Regions from separate parts of the Homo sapiens genome. Here region 1 is linked to region 2. A link is a contact called in ENCODE Hi-C data. All regions are on one chromosome and are shown on one strand. The core of a region is the stretch at or near the end of the contact, and the rest is flanking DNA. Distances in the headings are between cores, read along the strand shown.

Region 1 (2,704 bases), core at 83-2,582, 3.8 Mb after region 2:
GTGAGCCACTGCGCCTGGCCTCCTATTATCTTATGTGCTATAAAGTAGAGAGTAGGCCGGGCCGTGTTTCCTGCCTGTAATCCCAGCACTTTGGAGGCATAAAAAGGGAGAATAGTTTAAACCCAGGAATTAAAGACCAGCCTCGGCAGCATACTGAGACCCTGCCTCTATTTAAAAAGAAGAAAAAGATAAAGAAAGAAAGGAAAGAAAGTAGGGTAGTTTGATAAAAGTTTAAAAAGCCTGAGTATGGGCCGGGCGCGGTGGCTCACACCTGTAATCCCAGCACTTTGGGAGGCCGAGGAAGGTGGATCACGAGGTCAGGAGTTCGAGACCAGCCTGGCCAACTTGGTGAAACCCCATCTCTACTAAAAATACAAAAATTAGCCGGGCGTGGTGGCGCGCGCCTGTAATCCCAGCTGCTCCGGAGGCTGAGGCATCCCAGCTGCTGGGGAGGCTGAGACAGAAGAATCGCTTGAACCCGGGAGGCGTAGGTTGCAGTGGGCCCAGATCGTGCCATTGCACTCCAGCCTGGGCAATAAGTGAAACAACACCTCAAAAAAAAAAAAAAAAAAAAAAAAAAAGCCAGAGTATGAAATATATGAGAATTTGCAGCAGAATAATATGACTTCAGGATGTGACAGCTGTAAAGGGTAAGCAGGCCAAGTATCAAGGTCCCTTCTTCGCTGAGCAAGATTGCGGAGAACAAGGGCCATGCACAAGTTTAGGAAGCTGAAACAAGGAACAGGACCCAGATCTTCTGATGTTTATTTCACCGTTACACGCTCATTTATCATGTATCCACTCATTCAAGGAGCATTTACTGAATTCCAGGATGATATAAGGGTAACATATAAACTTCACCCCAATCTTCACCTCAATGCTCATGATCCTTTATAAATTATCTCGAGGGAAAGAGAAGCCCATCAAAGACAGTCCTGAGAAAGCTGGGGCTGTTCATCTGTATACGGAGTTTAACAGAATGAAACGCCGGAGTTGGGGTGTCAGCTGGAATTGACGGTATACGGTGCGCACTAGGGACTCTCCCGACGGGGAGCAGTGAGTTGTCATCCCGGGTAGACGGCGAACTCCCGGAGCCACGCGGCCGCAGGTGGGCGAGGGCGGCGAGATCCCTCGCCGGCGTGAGAGCGGCCGTGGCTCTCCAGGCGGAGCGCACACCGGGTAGCGAGGCTCGCGGCTCGGCGCTGCCCGCGGCTCGGCGTCTCCCGGCTCCTCCTTAACCCGCGCCGGGAGGCGGTGGCGGCAGCGGCCGGCGGGCGGGGGAGGGGGAGGGGCGCGGAGCGCGGCGCGGAGGCCGGGGAGGAGCCGGGGCCTGCAGCGGAGCCGAGCCGAGCCCGAGCCCGCGCCGAGCCCTGACACTGTCTGCCCGCCTTCTGGCTCCCCGGGAGCCCAGACTGGTCGGAGCCCGAGCGGTGGCAGCGCGGGGAGCCCCACGCGCCGAAGGGAGCGGACCCGACAGGACGGCCCTAGAGGAGGTGCTGCCGCCACAGTAGCAGGGACCGGAGTCTCGAGCCGCGGCCTCCCGGACCGTGCTGCCCAGGCCAGCTCAGGGACAGCCGGGAGTACGAAAGCCCCACCCTCTGGGGCACCCCGGGAGCGGAGGCGGGAGCGGGGACGCGAGCAACCTCTCCCCCTGTTGGAGAGAAAAGACCCTTACCACTCGGGTGAGGGAAAGAAGAGACCCCTGGAGGGGACGCCTCTCTCCTGCCTAGAGGCGAGGAAGACCCCTGTACTGGCCGGGGAGGAGACCCCCAGAAGTGGAAAGAAGGGAGCTTTCCGTAGGGAAGCAGAGTGAGACCACCCTAGCGCGCCCCCGCCCCTCCAAACACACACTCTCAACAGTTCAGGACTTTGGAGGCAAAGAGAGACGGGGCTGTGCCTGTGGAGTAGGCACCCTCGGCCCACCACTATTCACAGGAGACAGGAGTCCTTACGTTCAGAAGCCACTCCAGGGAAAGAAGAGGAATCGGCTTTCAGCCTTCTGGAGAGGGGAAGACCTCCCCCTCAACTTCCTCGTGCCTAGACAGTGGAACGGGGTGGAGCCCCTCCGCTCCTATCTCCAGCAGACAGAAAGAGCCCTCCACCTCAGAAAGATCCAGTTTGGGGGGGAGGGGAACTCCCCCAAGGGGGAGGAGACAACTCCTGGTTGGGAGAGGCTCCTCCCCTCCTCCCCCGGGTAACAAGCAGGGTGTGGGGGGTGTGCCACCTTCCCCAAGTAGGACCTCCTTCTCCTCCCCCTCCCCCTCCTCCAACCTTGACTCCTCATCCTCAGGGGACCCAGTTCCCCTCACCAACTTGGGAGGCTCAGCCTCGTCCAGGAAGAGCCACTGAGGATGAGAGCCGTCACCTGCCTCTGAAGAGGGGAATCCCTCCAACCCCAAACTCCAGTACCAGGTGGTTCCCTCCCTTTGCCGGAGGAACCTTGGAGACAGGTTAGTGCTTTCTTTCATCTTCTCTCTGTCATTGTCTGGCACTAGTGGGTGTAGGGGGTTGAGCTGGTGGATCGTGGGTTTCACTGCCGGGGAAGACAGAGTGATGACTCAGAAAATCCAATGGGAAATGTGATCCAAGGGAGCTCCTGGATTTGAACCCACATCTTGCTGCAGAAGCTCTGAGAAATGGGTTTCTTAGTGTTTGGGGACTAAAGGGATGGGATTCATTTTAGGTCCCTTAGGGAAGTGGATGT
Region 2 (3,124 bases), core at 591-3,090:
CTCCTGTGCGGGAGTTTACCGCGCGCCTTCTGGCGAGACGCGTGGCTTTATTTCTGTTCCTCTCCAGATAAACTGGGGAGGCAGAGGGGGGAGGAAAATCTGGGAGAAGCGAGGCTGTCCTGGGCGGGGGTAGGGGAGCATCCCGCGCGCGTGTTCCTGCATGTGGCTGCCTCTTCTTCCCACCCCCCTCGCGACCTGTCTTTTGCGAAGCCGCCGCGGCTGCTTGCGCTGCGGCCAGGAAGAGAGTCGGGGCCTGAAATCGGGACCCCGAGTAGAAAGGCAACCCCCCCCAAAAGGCCAGAGCAAATTCGTCTTGGCCTCAGGTCCCCGCCTGTGGTCGCGACTCCGCGCTGGCACTTCACCGGGGAGGTGGAGGGAGGAGGGAGAAGGAGAGAAACGGGGAATTCGGGAGCCCCGGAAGTCCCATTGAAGAAACGCGTGTTTCAGGGGAACCCAAAAGAACCGCTTCTTGCCCCTCACTCCAAGTCTTTGCCCAGCGAGCCGTGTGCCCACGTATGCACAGCTCTGGACCTGCCGTGGTTTCGCCATGTTGCTTTGCAAACTCCCTTTGGAAAGGCTGGGAAACGTCGCCCGCTTACCCTCGCACCCCATTATCCCGGCCACCCCACTTCTAATCGTGCCCTCTCCCCCACCCCCCACCTCACGAAGATTACTTACAGTTTGGTTTTCCAGCTTCCTCGGTGCGGAGATTTGGGTGGGGTAGGAAGGGGGGGAGGGGGTGTGTGTAGGGGGGATACCGGGTCACCCCTGAAGGAGAGGTGGGAGCCCCCCGTGCCTCTTTCCAGGGCTCTCTGCTCCCGTCTTTCCCCTCGCTCGTCACCGCGTTCCCTAGTTTCTGTCCTTGTGGGCCGCAGCCGGACACTCCCGCCGCGGCGCTCACCCCTTCAAGTTTCCTCCCGGGATCCAAAGCCCCAGGGGTCGGAATACAGACCTTTCTGGCACCCGAAACCTCTGTTTCGGGAAGCCTGGCTCTTCTTTGGGGTTTTCACGCCAAAAGGGCTTTTCTAGGATATTTCCTCGATTTTTAATTATTTTTTGAAACCATCCCCCCCTGCTCCGACTCCAGCTGCCGAGGCTGCGGCGCTCTTCCTCCTCTCCTCCCTCCCCCTCTCTTCCCCACCTCTCCTCACCCGCCCCCCCAAAAGCGGCCCCTGGGCCGCAGGGACCCCCCCAGACATTTTTTCCAATTGTCGGGAATGATAGAGGAGGATCTGGGGATCCGGATGAGACCAAGAAGTGGACCCCCGGAGCCTCCAGAATATTTTTATTGATTTTTTGAAAAGATGACGAAATCCAAAAAAGAGTGAGTGAGTTAGAGTGCGCGAAGGAGTAGCCAAAGGGAGCGTCGCGGAGCTGCCGCGGCTGCTGCGCACTTCTCCGACTCCCCGTTTTGGAGCTGTAGTTCACCCCCTTTTATAGGATCCCTGGGAATACCAAAGCACTGATGGGCTATTCTGATTCACTCCAGTTTCCTCATCTTTGTTCTTTATTCTTATCACGCATTCTGGTCCCCTCCCCCTCCCACAAAAAAAAATTAATTTTTTTTGTTTCGATAGATTACGCTTTTTTATTCTTTTTCTCTTTTGCTGATGCTATGCTCTCCACCCCCGCCCCCCAACCCTTTCCCACTCCCATTATAGGTCTGTGAGGAACAGAAGTGCGAAGAAGAGGTCTTCCCTCTGGCCATGAATTACCTGGACCGTTTCTTGGCTGGGGTCCCGACTCCGAAGTCCCATCTGCAACTCCTGGGTGCTGTCTGCATGTTCCTGGCCTCCAAACTCAAAGAGACCAGCCCGCTGACCGCGGAGAAGCTGTGCATTTACACCGACAACTCCATCAAGCCTCAGGAGCTGCTGGTAATGACCGGCCCCTTCCTCCCTTCCTTTCTGCGATTCCCGCTTTCCCCTGGCCAACAATATGCCTTCTATCACCACTGCCAGAGCAAATTCTTGGGATCCAGAATGACCCCACCAATAGAATTTACCCACTTATGGGCGATAGCTCATTTAATAGGAAACCACTGTTTATTTTTTGTGTGTTCCTACTATGTGCCCAGGCTCCGTGCCCAGCACTGAGGCTACATCTGTGAATAAGATCCTCATGGAGATTTGGGTTGGTGAGACTCATTTGCAATTGTGTATGCATGTGTGTAGGGGACGCATGGAATATTTTAATTAACAGTGATAATATTTTAATTAAATTCCAAATTTCCAAAAATAGTCTGAGAACGTGTTCACATGATAGGTATGTGGCTGTGGTGTCTCCTAAAAACTTGGAGTTCAAAGGTAATGCCCTCTATATCTACAAAGTCTCAAGATACCAACACATAATAGCTGTTCACTAAATATCAGTTCATTGACTTTTGAGCAAAGTCAAAATGTGGCCTTTCACTGAAGGAGTCCGAGGCCTGGGTTCCTACCTCCAGTGGGACTGTGACCTCTGTACAACCCCAGGGATCCTGTCTTATCTCTGCTTTTCTACCAGGGAACCTTTTTCCCACCTGATCTAACTCCTTTTCCCTGCAGCTTGACATATAAGACGACCATATTGCAGCTGTACCGCATGGAATAGCGGCTCCAAGGCCCACCTTCGGTGGTTTGCACACCCCTCTTTGCACTGTTCAGAAAAGCACCCCCTCCTTCCCGCCCCTCCCCCTCCTCACTGGTAGGGCCCGCACAAAGTCCACAGGGCTGAGGCTGGCTTCTTGAACTGAGCTCTTTGTGAGGAGCCTTCCTTTCTGGGGCTCTGCTGCCATCTAGTGGAAGACATGCACAAGGTTGGGGGAGGAATTGCCGAGAATGTGGAGAGGGGCCTGAATGACTTCACCTTTGAACCGCTGCCAGGTTTTAGCTGCTTCTGGTTTGGTCCGAGAGGCCTAGAAAGGTGCTTTCTTCTGGGAGATCTGCTTCCTTTAATAACGGTGCAAGACCAGTGGTTCGTACTCGCATTACCCTGTGAAGAGGAAGGGCTGGCATTTCAAGCCATCTTTGAAGATGATGGTGGTTTAGTAGTTTATTGGGGTGCTTTACCCCGGCTGTACACAGAAAGCCAAGGCAGATTTTAAAGCTTATGAAGAAAACATTGTTAGAATTGGGAACCAATT

The links. A loop is a pair of places that touch in the nucleus more often than their neighbours do. Pooled maps may share reads with other maps.
Region 1: a loop to region 2 is called in a map of aorta, with 8 times the contacts of the local background. The contact joins the promoter of FOXJ2 here to the promoter of CCND2-AS1 in region 2. A Hi-C loop is called at or near these places in 1 of 168 maps with a recorded cell type or tissue (aorta), 1 of 37 single-sample maps with no recorded cell type and 11 of 50 pooled maps.

The regions. Positions count from the first base shown.
Region 1 is chr12:8,031,384-8,034,087 of GRCh38, forward strand. It overlaps FOXJ2 (forkhead box J2), which reads left to right and starts at 1,333. Exons shown (of 11, transcript NM_018416.3): 1 at 1,333-2,450. RefSeq lists silencers at 1,018-1,167, 1,188-1,427.
Region 2 is chr12:4,274,344-4,277,467 of GRCh38, forward strand. CCND2-AS1 (CCND2 antisense RNA 1) reads right to left here and starts at 1,841. Exons shown (of 2, transcript NR_125790.1): 1 at 1,716-1,841. CCND2 (cyclin D2) reads left to right here. Exons shown (of 5, transcript NM_001759.4): 2 at 1,662-1,877.